Linked DNA regions of Homo sapiens: region 2 is linked to region 1. The links are chromatin contacts, found by Hi-C or POLR2A ChIA-PET in ENCODE. All regions are on one chromosome and are shown on one strand. The core of a region is the stretch at or near the end of the contact, and the rest is flanking DNA. Distances in the headings are between cores, read along the strand shown. Region 1 holds the start of PLXDC1 (plexin domain containing 1). Region 2 holds the start of PSMD3 (proteasome 26S subunit, non-ATPase 3).

Evidence for each region. A loop is a pair of places that touch in the nucleus more often than their neighbours do. ChIA-PET counts read pairs that join two places held with the same protein, here RNA polymerase II (POLR2A). Pooled maps may share reads with other maps.
Region 2: a loop to region 1 is called in a pooled map, with 5 times the contacts of the local background. The contact joins the promoter of PSMD3 here to the promoter of PLXDC1 in region 1. A Hi-C loop is called at or near these places in 2 of 50 pooled maps. POLR2A ChIA-PET finds 5 or more read pairs at or near these places in 2 of 52 experiments (RWPE1 and activated B cell).

The regions. Positions count from the first base shown.
Region 1 is chr17:39,148,880-39,155,606 of GRCh38, reverse strand. It overlaps PLXDC1 (plexin domain containing 1), which reads left to right and starts at 3,970. Exons shown (of 14, transcript NM_020405.5): 1 at 3,970-4,245. The coding sequence starts at 4,170. TRC-GCA2-3 (tRNA-Cys (anticodon GCA) 2-3) reads left to right here and starts at 1,802; the gene lies at 1,802-1,873. TRC-GCA2-4 (tRNA-Cys (anticodon GCA) 2-4) reads left to right here and starts at 1,045; the gene lies at 1,045-1,116. RefSeq lists a silencer at 987-1,056 and enhancers at 933-1,437, 1,438-1,944, 2,317-2,466.
Region 2 is chr17:39,978,108-39,984,834 of GRCh38, reverse strand. PSMD3 (proteasome 26S subunit, non-ATPase 3) reads right to left here and starts at 4,028. Exons shown (of 12, transcript NM_002809.4): 1 at 3,645-4,028; 2 at 351-541. The coding sequence starts at 3,864. RefSeq lists a silencer at 3,688-3,737 and enhancers at 3,140-4,117, 3,918-4,197, 4,418-4,597, 5,019-6,218.

The sequences.
Region 1 (6,727 bases), core at 2,721-5,220:
GCTGGAGAGCAGTAGTGGCGCGATCTCGGCTCACTGCAACCTCCGCTTCCCGGGTTCAAGCGATTGTCCTGCCCCAGCCTCTCGAGTAGCTGGGACTATAAGCGCGCACCACCACGCCCTGCTAATTTTTTTGTATTTTTAGTAGAGATGGGGTTTCACCATGTTGGCCAGGATGGTCTCGATCTCCTGACCTCGTGATCCGCCCGCCTCGGCCTCCCAAAGTGCTGGGATTACAGGCGCGAGCCACCGCGCCCGGCCAGGATTTTAAAAAAAATACTGTATTAGGATTTTTATAAGGCTGTAGTAAATGCTATTGAAAAATGCTTACCTCTTATTTCAGCCTTCTCCTCTGTCTGTTCCTCAAACTGGCTTTTGGTTTGAGAGAAGGGGAGGAGCGACCCTGGGGTTGGAAAAGCCCAGGAGACAAGATGGAGATCCAGTCTGTTCATCTGTACATCCCTGGACCTGGGGCGGTCCTGGGGACAGTCCTTTTCTCAAGCCAGTCAGTGGACATTTGGGGGAGAGTCTAGGCACGGATATAGAGGACCCAATATTCCTTTTTTTTTGAGACAGAGTCTCGCTCTGTTGCCCAGGCTGGAGTGCAGTGGCGCGATCTCGGCTCACTGCAAGCTCCGCCTCCAGGGTTCACGCCATTCTCCTGCCTCAGCCTCCCGAGTAGCTGGGACTACAGGCGCCCGCCACCACACCCGGCTAATTTTTGTATTTTTAGTAGAGACGGGGTTTCACTGTGTTAGCCAGGAGGTCTCGATGTCCTGACCTTGTGATCCACCCGCCTCGGCCTCCCAAAGTGCTGGGATTACAGGCGTGAGCCACCGCTCTCGGCCCAAGATTCCTTAATCTAGTTGGTTTTCCGAAAGCGTGGCTATGAAGGAAGAACTCAGGAGTTCTAGCCATTCCCATTGTATTTTGTGTTTTTTTCAGTAGGTATCCCGACGCAACCCTCAGATTAAAACTTTAAGGGAAAATGAAGACCACACCCCTATTCCATAGAAATTAACTCTAATGACAACGTAGTGGCGTGGCGGGGGTATAGCTCAGTGGTAGAGCATTTGACTGCAGATCAAGAGGTCCCCGGTTCAAATCCGGGTGCCCCCTCTGTGCTCCGGAGTTACCTCGTTTTGTTGGTCTCCGGAGGTCCTCTAAAGAGTTCCCGCACAGATGGAATGGGAGGGAGTCTCGAGCCCTGCCACCCTTTTTGCTTTCGCAGGCGAGTGAGGATGGAGTCCTGGCCCCTGCCAGTGGCTCAGCCTGTGTGTGTACCCAGGGTAGAATGCAATGCGAGTGAGGGCGAGGAGCTCCGGGCTGACCCTTGGAACACGGTACGGGTGGCTCAACCTCGCAATGGCAGGGCGGAGGCGAGCGCACCCCCAGGTCAGCCTGGCTCTTTCTTGGCGGGAAGGAGGCTGAGTTTCTAAGGGCTGGGCTGGGGAAGACAGGTCGGGAGAAGCCGCGTGAGCATGTGGGAGGGAGAAAGAAGCTCCGAGACGTGGCAAGGGGTCTTCTGCAGGGCAGGAGAGTGGGACGCCCCCGAAGTGAAATATTTCGAGAGACTTCTCCTTCCACACCCCAGGAATATATTTTCTTATACTGCCAGTGGGGATCTTCAGCTCAGAGCTTCAGGGAACAACCCCTGCTTCCAAGTGAGTAATTCTTCTGGGAGTTGTATTTTTTCCATCTCTTGTAAACGTCTTACCCCACTTCCACTTCCCTTCGGGAACGCCACACAGCGCCTGCGCAGCAATACCACTAAACGACTACGTGCGGTCGGTTTGCCGGCAGAGGGGGTATAGCTCAGTGGTAGAGCATTTGACTGCAGATCAAGAGGTCCCCGGTTCAAATCCGGGTGCCCCCTCTTTGGCCTTTTCGAGATACTGTTTTTGTCCTGGGTGTCGATTTTTCCTAAGCTGTTTGCTTTTACTCCTACTGGCAGACGAGGAGCAGTGAGGGACTGAAAGGAACTGGGGATTCAACAGCAGTGGCTCTCAAAATGTGGTCCTGGGACCAGCAGCATTACCTGGGTACGCTCGGGCCTCATCCCAGACCTAATGAATTAGAAACTTGAGGGTGGAGTCCAGAAATCTGTGTTTTCATATACGCTCCCCATCGCTTGAGTCCAGGAGTTGGAAGCTGCAGTGAGCTATGATCGCAGCACTGCACTCCAGCCTAGGCAACGTGCGAGAACCTGTCTCAAAAAACAAACAAAATACACACACACACACACACACACACACACACACACACACACACACACCCTGCAGGTGATTACGATCTCAAGTTCTAGAGGCTTACGTTAAAATTTACACATTTGCTTCTACTATTTACAAGTTTATGTTTCAGCCTGAGCTCTTCTTGTAAGACAGACCACGAGGTACCCCAGATGGAGGAATGTGCAAAGACGCCGGGGCTGGAGCTGGAATCCGTCCCGAGACTTCTCACCTTGACCTCGAGGAAGGCAGGAGGTCGGAGACAGGGGGTGGGCAGGCTGGGGAAAGAGGAAACCCGCAGGACAAGAGGGTTGTGGCTCGTCACGTGGCCACTTGAGGGCAGCAAGTAGCTGCAGCTGGAGGTAGCTGCCTATCTGATTCTGTTTGAGAGTCCGCCAAGTTGGGATTTAAATTAGACATCAAGAAGAATTTACAGACCGGCCTTGCCTTGTTCCACGGTAAGGGGACATTGGGTTTAGGGCTGGAGGAGGTAGTCTCTGGGACTCTGGGCCCGGCGGAAGGAGGAACCGGCGTTCTAAGAGATTAGAGAGCCTTTAGTTGTTTCCTTTCTTAGGTGTTTTTTTTTCTTTTCTTTTCTTTTTTTTTTTTTTAACCTCAGTGCCACGGAATCCGTCTCTTCCAGCCCACAGTGTACCTTCTCCTGTCCCCGCCCATATCCCTCCTCCTGGAAAATTTCTCCAATGGCGCTCAGCGTTCGCACCCTTCCTCTCCGCGGTTTTCTAGTCCCTAGGCCCCAGCCCACTAGAAGCCAGGATGCCCCCTCACCCCGTCTCCCACTCTCCAGCGCCCCAGCTCCTTGCCGTCACAAGAACGAAGTAGGTCAGGGGAGGGAAGAGGCATCTTCGTGTCCTGACCTGATTCCTTGCCGTCTATTAAATATCCTACATTGCGGGTATTTTTATTCTGTCCTGGAAGAAAAAATAAAAAGATTATCTATCCCCAGAGCCTGTCAGAAGGTGGTGACAGGTGGGGTGAGCCATTTCCTCGTCTGGGGCTGGCTCTGAAGATTGATTGGGTCTGGCCCTGAGTAGGCCTGGAGGCCCCAGAGAGGCAGGAGGCCTGGGTTACCTACTCGTGGGGAGGGGTCCAGACTGTTGCAGAGTAAGGGGTAGCCAGGCCCCCTCCACCCTCACGTCTGCTAGGCTTGGGGGGCAAATCGGTGCTGGAAATGGGGGGTGGAGGGATAAGGTGGAGTCATGGAAGGGGGGTGGGATTCAGGCCCCTCTTGGGGAGAAAAGCTGGGGGTCTTTGCTGCAGGGGGAGATTTCTGGGGGTGGGGGCTGGAGGACAAAGCATCAGAGACGCACAGAATTCCGAAGAACAGCTCAGGAAGTCGCAGAGCTTGGAGGAGCTGGGGGCGGGGAACAGTCAGGGGCCCGTGACCCAGGGATGGGGCGCCTGTCCCTTCCAGGGGTCCAGTCCTCGGGCCTTCTCTCTGCAGCTTTCCCGGCGGAACGGAGGAGGGAAAGGGAGCCAGGAGCTCAGTGAGGAGCGCGGGGCGGCTGATGCTTCTAGGGGTTCTCTCAGCCCGAGGGGCTCCCGCCCTGTCCCCTACTCTGCACCCCTTGCCTTGGGAGCGGCTGCAGAGCTCTAGGGGAGCGCTCCGTTAGGGCTGAGGGCAGGCGCCGGGAGAGCCCCCAACGACGCCGCGCCCCCCGCCCCGCCCCCTGCCCCAGCTCCCCCCCACCCCCACCGACCCAGCGGCCCCCCCAGCTCCCCGCCTGCTCCCGGAGGCCGCAGCCTCCAGCTCCGCTCGCGCTCTCGCCGCTCCTGCCGGCTCGCCCGGCCCCGCGCTCCGCCGTCTCCTCGCCGCCCGCCCCTCCGCCAGCCCCGGGGACCGCGCGGCCGCAGCCTGAGCCAGGGCCCCCTCCCTCGTCAGGACCGGGGCAGCAAGCAGGCCGGGGGCAGGTCCGGGCACCCACCATGCGAGGCGAGCTCTGGCTCCTGGTGCTGGTGCTCAGGGAGGCTGCCCGGGCGCTGAGCCCCCAGCCCGGAGCAGGTAGGACTGGCGGGAGCCGGCCCGGGTGGGCCGGGGGCGGGGAGGGACGGGCAGTCAGGTGTGGGCATGGGCAGGTGTGGACGGCCTGGCGATGTCCGCGAGGGGGGCATTGTCCGCAGGAGGCCAGGAGAGCTGTGGGCTGTGGGCAGGTGGATAGGGACCCCACTTTCCCAAACACATAGGGTGTGTGAGTGACGGTGGAGACACCGATGCCCGGACCTCTCCTTCTCTCCTGGAAGGATACTGGAGGGACCTTAGGAGAGGGGGCTCTATGTGGCCATGGGCTCTGAAAGGGGACAGCGGGAGAGTCATCAGGACCCCTGATCACCCCAGGCAAGGCTGAATTCTGATGAGATGGGAGCCTGGGGAGGCCCCTGCCCCAGCCATGCCTTCTTTTCCTCTTCTCTGCCACACCCCCGACCCCAAAGCTGATCCAGGCTAGGGATAGGTGGGAGCAGCCAGGGGGATGGTGGGGACACAGCGTCTCTGCCTGGGAAGGCAGCAGCCATTCGGTCACCTTCCCTTGCCTATTTGGTGTCAGTAGAGAGGCAGTGGGCCCAGGAAGAAGCAACTTGCTGCTTCTGCACCCCCAGCCTCAAGAGTCCCCCTCCTCACACCTGCTCCCATTTGCCCTGGCAGCCTTTGGCTTTCAGCTACTCTGGCTCTAGATGGGGCACTGGGGTAGGGGGTGGAGGGAGGCGTCCCATTCTGCACACTCCTCTTCCCCCCTACCAGTTCTCCAAACTCATCTCTCCCACCTGGAAGTCCTTTCTGAGATCTACCTGGAATCCCTCATGGTATAATTTTCATAGTCTCTGTTCTCCCCTAAGCACCTAGACTTTCTCTGGGGTTGGGGAGATGGGTAATTTGCAGCCTGGCCCCTCAGCAGAGATGATTAAGAAGATAGATACCTGTGCATCATTGGCATGGGTGCCCCTCAGGTGGGGTGAGGGAGGCGCTGTTGAGGTGAGTGCTGTGGTTGACCTGCTGTGTCTCAGGAGTGTGCTGGCACCAGGCACAGTGTCAGTGGCAATGTTCTTGACTTTAATGGTCCCAGCATGTAGCTGAGACAGACCTGGGTCCCTATTGAGAAGAAGAGTATGTTGGGGGTGGGAGGGGAAGGAGGCTGACAGTGGGAAGTATGGGCAGAGGGCAGTGGAGCTGACGAACCGAGAAGCTGCTGGTGAGAACCACCAATTTTCAGGGAGACCACACAGAGGGTGGCCAGAGACGTGGCTTCTAGTCCCGCCATCTCACTTGCTGTGTGACTTTAGACAAGTTACTTTCTCTCTCTGGACCTATTTTTGCATTTATAAAGTGAGGCTGTTGGCAAAATCTTTGACTCTTGTGCGTGGAATAATGAAGGATCTTTTATAATTGCCTTTCCTTTTCATATTTGTTAGGGTCTTTATGGGTAACTGATACTTTAAAAAAATCAAGGTAAACAGGAGAGAGTTGGATATGTTATGAATAATTTCTGGGCTCCTTTGAATCCTCAACCTGGTGTGATCTTCTGAACTCTGGGTGTAACAGAGTTTATGAGGGGAGGATCTGAACCTTTGGCTGGATTGTGTGAACCACGGAGAGGGCTGGGGAAGGGGGAATTGGGAGGTAACAAGGATGGGCTGGGAGATAGTGGCCAGACCCGGGCCTGGCTGAGGGCGGCCCCTTCAGAGTAGGGTTGGGGTAGTAGACGGTTGAGGAGACCAGGAAGAGTGGGGCAGGCAGAGACTTGAATCACTTCTCTAAGTAGAGGCTATCCTGTCTTCTTGGCTTTGACAGAGATTGAGCCAGGAGAAATGCACTTTTTCTGCAGCAGGAGGGATAGAGGTTAGACTTAAGGAATCTGTAAGAAGCCAGAGGCGGCAGCTGTTGACTCCCAGTCCGGTGCCCTTTTCACAGGCCAGGTGGGATTTCACAGGCAGGAGGACCTATGAGGAGGAAGCGGGTGTCTGGGGAGGCCAGATGTAGGAGAAGGACGTTCTGGGGGAGAGTTGCTAAGGAGGGGCAGCCTGACCTGATTGATGGCGGAGTTGTTGTGACCAGTGGAAGGGCAGCTGGGAGCAGGACCTGAAGAGATGCTAGCATCCTTCCCCAAGGCTCTGGGTTTGTGGGGCTGGTGGGGGGCCTTGGGAAGTAGCTGAGATCTCCCCTCGCTCCTGATGGACAGGCTTGTTTGGTAGAGCCTTGAAACCTCATCTATCATTAGAACAGCAGCAGCAGAGAGATGAGTGGCCCAAAGACAGAGTCAGACAGCAGGGGAGACCAGGATGACAGACAGGAAAATGGCCTTGGGGTGCAGAGCAGGGGCCCAGGGAACTGACAGTCTGGTCAGATGGAACCAGAGGTGCATATGACAGATAAAGAAGAGGCAGCGAGAGTTGGCATCCTGGCCTGGGAGTCCTGCAGGAGGCCAGGCTCAATACCAACTACTGGTGACCCTGACAGCTTCCTCCTTTCTCTGAGGAAGGTTTCCCCGTCT
Region 2 (6,727 bases), core at 2,779-5,278, 830 kb before region 1:
CCTCCTCCATGGTGAAGCTTCAGAAGAAAGAGGCAGCAGCACCTTCTCTCTCCTAGAACAACAGAGAGGTCACCCAACGCAACCTCAACTGGAGTAGGGGGTACAGGTTGCAGGGTAGTGGGAAATGAGTTTGGCTGGGAGGGTCCTGATCCCCTGACTTTGAAGAATGACACTACAGGGCAGTGGACGGTTCCCTTGTCACTGTGCAGATGAGTATTCAAATGGACTGCTTTGGCTTCTCTCCTCATGCTACCACAGGTAATAAGATGGGACTTTAGGATGGAAAACAATGCTGTTCCTGGGGATCTGAGGCCAGGCCTGCACCCTTTAAGTTGGCCTGACTCACTCACCTCTTCCAGGAAGGGGAGCAAAAAGTCTCGAGTGGCATTATTTGAAGTGAAGAAGCCCTGCACAGCCTTATACAGAACATAGTGGTTGAGGCGGCGTGATGTGGAAGGCAGCATCCGCAGGGCCCGCAGCACGAATCTCGGCTCCTTGCCTGAAACCGCTTTCTCTAGCTGTTTCACGTGCTCCTTGATGTCTGAAGAAGAGCAGAGAAGAAAATGATGTCACTTTCACTCCTAGTCCCCCACCACTCCAGGCAAGGAGTTCTTTTTTTTTTTTTTTTTTTTTTTGAGACGGAGTCTCACTCTGTCGCCCAGGCCGGAGTGCAGTGGTGTGATCTCGGCTCACTGCAAGCTCTGCCTGCTGGGTTCACACCATTCTCCTGCCTCAGCCTCCCGAGTAGCTGGGACTACAGGCACCCGCCACCACGCCTGGCTAAATTTTTTGTATTTTTAGTAGAGACGGGGTTTCACCGTGTTAGCCAGGATGGTCTCGATCTCCTGACCTCGTGATCTGCCCGCCTTGGCCTCCCAAAGTGCTGGGATTATAGGCGTGAGCCACCGTGCCGGCCAGGCAAGGAGTTCTAAGGAGCCTCTCACAGAGGGGCAAAATGCGACCACTCACCTTTTCTGCCCTAATGGGGTCCATAATATTTACAGATTCCACACACTGATTTTAAGACATAACCAAGTGGCAAGAAAAACATACAGTGGGGGTGCAGGATGGGGTAGAGGATGACAGAGGAAGAAAAGAAAAACCAATTAACTACAGAAACCTGGAGTCCAGATTTATCAGATCTTAATGGAAAAGACTTTCTAAATGTGAACAATGGGAGAAATCACATACGCACAAAAGATTAATGGGCTTGACTTCATTTAAAAAAACCCTTTTAGATAACTGTGTATACAAAAGAAAAATATTTTCAACAAATGTGATCAAAGATTCATATTTTTATTCTATAAAGAGCTTGTATAAATGGTTAAGAGATATAATGGTATAATGATTATATTGCCACAATTTCAAAACAAAAATGGAGACGAACTAACATACAAAGAGGAAAAATAGCTAACAGACAAAAATTATATTCCATTAGTATTTGAGTAATTGCAAATGGAAACATTTTTAAACTACCAAATTTGTAACATTAAAAAAATTATAGGTGGGGCACAGTGGCTCACGCCTGTAATCCCAGTACTTTGGGAGGCTGAGGAGGGCGGATCATTAAGGGTAGCAGTTGGAGACCAGCCTGGCCAACATGGTGAAACCCAGTCTCTACTAAAAATAAAAAAATTAGCCGGGCGTGGTGGTGGGTGACCGTAATCCCAGCTACTCGGGAAGCTGAGGCAGGAGAATCGCTTGAACTTGGGAGGCAGAGGTTGCAGTGAGCCGAGATCGCGCCATTGCACTCCAGCCTGGGCAACAGAGCGAGACTCCGTCTCAAAAAAAAAAAAAAATTATAGAGTACAGTGAAAACTACATTTCTCCTGGTATAATGTAAATCAGCACAGTTTTTCTGGACAATAACTATCAAAAACCTTTAAAATGTTCAGCCTTTTAAACTCAGGCATATAGGTTTTGGTGGGAATCTGTACTGAAGAAATAATTAGAAAAGTAGATTTTTTAAGTTGGGCACAAAGATGATTGCTTCAAAGCTATTTATGATAGCAAGAAACTAGAAACAGTTTAAATGCAAAGCAATAAGGGAATGCAATCAATGAGTAGTTTCTTAGGCACTTCTGTATATTCACCGATTAGCACAGGGTATCTGGGCCACACTAATGATATAAATAATAACAGCTGATATTTATGTGCTAGGCACAGTTTTAAGCATTTTAATGTTCACAACAACCCAATAAAGTACTGTACTATTACTTGTATTTATACAGATGAGGGAACTAATTCCAGAACTTGTACTCTTAACCATTATATTGGGTATTCAATAAATGTTTCTGGAATAAATTGAATGCTGATTATGTTTACGAATGTTAATGAAAACACATAAAATTCAAAATTTATATTTAGTTATGCCTTGATACAAACTGTATACATAACTTGCTCTCAATTATAGGAGAACAGCTCAAAAATTCACAAGAAAAAATGTTAACCATGTTTTTTATCCCCTGCTTTTAACTTCTCATACATTCCACAATTTCTGCAATGAATATGAATTACTTTACAAGAAGAAAATGAAGTGCCTGTAATAAACACACCCAGTAGGCAATGCTGAGTGGCACCTTTGACATTGCTGCCACTACTTTAGGTAAAAGGATCTCTATTAAATATCGATCCTGTTGCTCAACTTTACAGTAAGAGCTGATGTAGTCAACACCATCACATCCTCAAAAGCACCACCTAGGAGGATAACTTTGCTTATCTCAATGTTTTTGAGCTAGTTTCTCACGCATTTTAGTGAAAAGAAAACCTAGTAAGTAGTCTGGTCCCACTTGATCCAGAACCAGGAAAATGGCACCAGGATCACAGTGGGAAGCTCTCACTTTGCCCACTTCAAATGGAAACAGGACGCTGTAAGTGGGAAAAGTAAAACATGAACTTGGAGGAACAAGAGGACTACAGACACTCGAAACAGGAACCTCGGAGAAAAGAAATAGGAGACACCGGTATATAGGAGTTTAGGCCAAAGGTTGAGTATTACAAAACCAAACAAAGATGACACCCGAAAAGTTTTAAGTGTGTATGTACTTAAACCCTTTAGAAACAGAGGGGCAGTAAGGACCTGAAGGGAGGAGACAGCAAGGGGACTGTTGGGACACTTCAGTTAGAGAAGTAGGAAACAAGATACTAGGTCGAAATGGTTCATTCGGGGGAGTGTGCTAAAGGCAGCTAGGACAACAAAAATCTGCTGTACAGTTTTAAAACTCAGGAGTCAATATTCTAGGTCATCCTGGCCCTGTTTACACACAGACACAAACACTGGTTTCCAGCGGGAACAATCAGTCATATATTGGAGGCGCTAAAATCAGTCGGGTGGGATATAAACGGAATAGGTCAGAGGGGAGGACTTAAAAGAGGGAGTCCCCAGGCCCACTGGGACCTAGATATAGATGCAACCCCAGATATGGGGATGGAGGGGATGGGAGGGGAGTGGTTCCCAGCCTGGAGAGAAGGTTCAGTCATTGGGCCTGGAGTCGGGAGTGTCGGGGCAGTGGGAGCAGGTATCTGGGGGTGATCCCAAAGAACTGAGGGTGGTGGAGGCTGCTGTGGCTTCCCAGCAAGAAGCCAAATCACAGGGGTCGCTGTCACCCGCGATCGCGGCACGTTCCCGGCCTGGGCTGCCGTACCCTCCAAGGTGACTGTGTCCAGCTCTCGCTGGGAGTGCTCAGCCGCTGCCGCCGCCGTCTTGCCGTCTGCCTCCCCCGTCGACCCGCCACCCGTCGCTGCCTCCTCTTTCATCTCCACATCCTGGGGGGCCGGCGGCGGTGGGGGTTCTTGTTCTCCTCCGCCGGGCGGCGGTTTCGCCTTGTCCGCGCCGCGGCGCCGCGCCGAGCCCTCCTGCTTCATGGCACCCGGGGTCACGGCCTAGTCCGGGGACCGAGGCCGGGGCCTCGCGTTAACCCTCGCACCGGGGACCAGGAGCCGAGCCGGGCCTGCACACGAGCGCGAGATAGCGTCGGGCCGCACGATGACGGAGCAGCTGCAAACCCCTTCCCGGCGCTGGGCCTTCTGGGAAACGCCAGGCCCGGCAGGCCGATGGCCGAGTCAACAAAGGGGAAATAAATCCACAGCCGAGGTGCAGGATGAAGGAGGAGCTTCGAGGAAGGAGCGGGGAGGAGCCTTTATGGGTTCGTGGGGCTTTCTTTCGAGCGCTTAAGTGTGATGCTTTTATGTTCCTCTCGAGTGCATTTCTGTGGGCGTCCACGAGAGGTCCCCTCAGGCTCCAATCTGGGTTACAAAGGACTTTAAGAGCGCCTCAACCAGCGTGGAGTGGGTACAGCCTATCCGAGCGCGGGACGAGATGACGTCACGAGTTGCCGGGCGGGTTTTGCGCCCAAGTTCGCTCAATTTTCCCCGGTCGCGGCGGGGTCTCCTTCCAGATCCGCTGGGCTTGTGCTCAACGGCTGCCGGGCGCATCCGGCAGGAGGGAAGGAAAGAAGGCTGTGAAGGAGGGACGTGAAGCTAGGGCTGTTGGCCTTAAAATAAACCGAACTGGAGAGTAGGAAGAACCCTATGGGATCCGGACTTCCTTGGTTAGATTTGAGTTTAGTGCTGAACATAAGGCATACAATTTCTGCAGGCTGGGAGTGCCGATAGGTAGGAGCGTGCATTTGCGTAGAATCACTCCAGTTTAACAAAATATAGGGGTCCACCCTATGTACGGCCCACGGTTAGCAAATAGGGGGGTGAAAAACAGCTCAAGAATGTAGTATACGGGGGAGTCAGATGGTTAGATAAGCAGACACTGTGCTCTGGGCTGCGGTGGATTGGGAGTGTTGAGGAAAGAGGGTGGGAGCCCCTACTGGCAGACGCTTTAGGGAGCCCATTGAGAGGGCTTTTATACATCCAGACAGACATTGTGAAATGGGGAACAGAATAATGGTGTGCCTAAGGAGAGAATGATGGTTTACTTAGTGGTGTACCTAAGGGGAAGCAAATTGGACAAGAAACCCTACCCACTTATTTTTCAAAGGACTGCCCCACTGGTTCTGCAGGGAAGGTGAAACAAGGTGAAGGATATAGCTCCCAATTTCTTAGAACACACAACAAAAACTCTCTCCCTACCTTGAAACTTTTCTCTCTCCCATAAGTGGAAGTCCTGAGTTTTAGACCTTTCACGGACCCTACAAGACAATCTAGCCCTGTTGTAAGGACCTAGAAGGCAGGAAATATGTTTTGACCTCCTCCTTTGCATATATAAAGGGTATCCTGCATATCTTTTGCATCCTCTTTCATAGGATTGCAGGATGTTCCTTGCGTTAAACAGCCACTCGCTAACTGGAAAGATATGTGCTCTAGTTTTAGGGAACATGCCTTGACCAGTTCCTCCTCAACTGTCCTCTCACCCTCCAGGGCTGGGGGGTGGATAACAGGACTTTTGAATCATCATTGGAATAAACTCATTAGAACCTCTTCATAACACCATATCTGCAACTGAAGGTGGGCGAGAATGGTAAGGAAGAAAACAGATGAGTTATGTTCATCCTTAACAATCAAAGGAGTTACTCTTCTAGATAGTTAGGGTGTTAGCTCATCTCTCTATTAAGTTTACATCACAAGGAGAAAACAACCAAGTCAGCAGATAACAACCCAGTATATCCATGAGCAATAGAGTGAGGCTTTGGAAGGTGCTCAGGATCAGGGAGGCTGGCGGCATAACACAAAGCTTCTGGCAGTTGGTCATGAATTCTTGGTGGATGAGGGAACCAGGCTGGGCAGGGGGTGACTAAGACACTGGGGGAGAGTCTGACTCCACGGACCAAAATCCTTAGAGAAATTCTTCCACTCATAAAACTTTTTTTTTTTTTTAAACGGAATCTCGTTCTGTTGGCCAGGCTAGGGAGTACAGTGTCGTGATCTTGGCTCACTGCAACCTCCCCCTCTGGGGTTCAAGCGATTCTCCTGCCTCCTTCTCCTGAGTAGCTGGGACTACAGGTGCGAGCCACCATGTCCAGCTAATTTTTAATTTTTTTTTTTTTAATTTTTAGTAGAGACAGGGCTTCACTATGTTGATTAGGCTGGTCTTGAACTCCTGACCTCAGGTGATCCTCCTGCCTCGGCCTTGCAAAGTGCTGGGATTACAGACATGTACTGCACTCATAGAACTACTTTTTTAAAAATTATTTTTATTTTTTGAGACAGGATCTCGCTCCATCACCCAAGCTGGAGTGCAGTGGTGCTATCTTGGCTAACTGCAGCCTCAGCCTCCCAGGCTCAAGTGATCCTCTAACCTCAGCCTCCCGAGTAGCTGGGACCACAGACACATGCCACCATGCCTGGCTAATTTTTGGTATATTTTGTAGAGATAGGGTTTCGCCCTGTTGCCCAGGCTGGTCTTGAACTCCTGGATTCAAGCGATCTGCCCACATTAGCCTCCCAAAGTGCTGGGATTACAGGCGTGAGCTACGGTGTCCGGTCCTGATACTGCTTTAAAAGAGGTTGGTGAAAGATGTTCAAACCCAGCTTTTAGGCAGAGGAGGATGATATAAACCCAGCGGTTTGATGAGATTGTAATATCCATATTAGTAGTAATATGCCAAGCCTACCCACACTACTTCCTCCTACAAGAACCCTAAATTTCAGGGCAGAACAGAGAAAGGTGAAATAATATCACAATTTAGTTTTTAAAGTTTTGGGTTAGTCTTATTCTTGGGTCCCCCTTTTTTTTAAAGGCCCATCTGCATTTTCTGTTCAATAAATTTGAAATCTG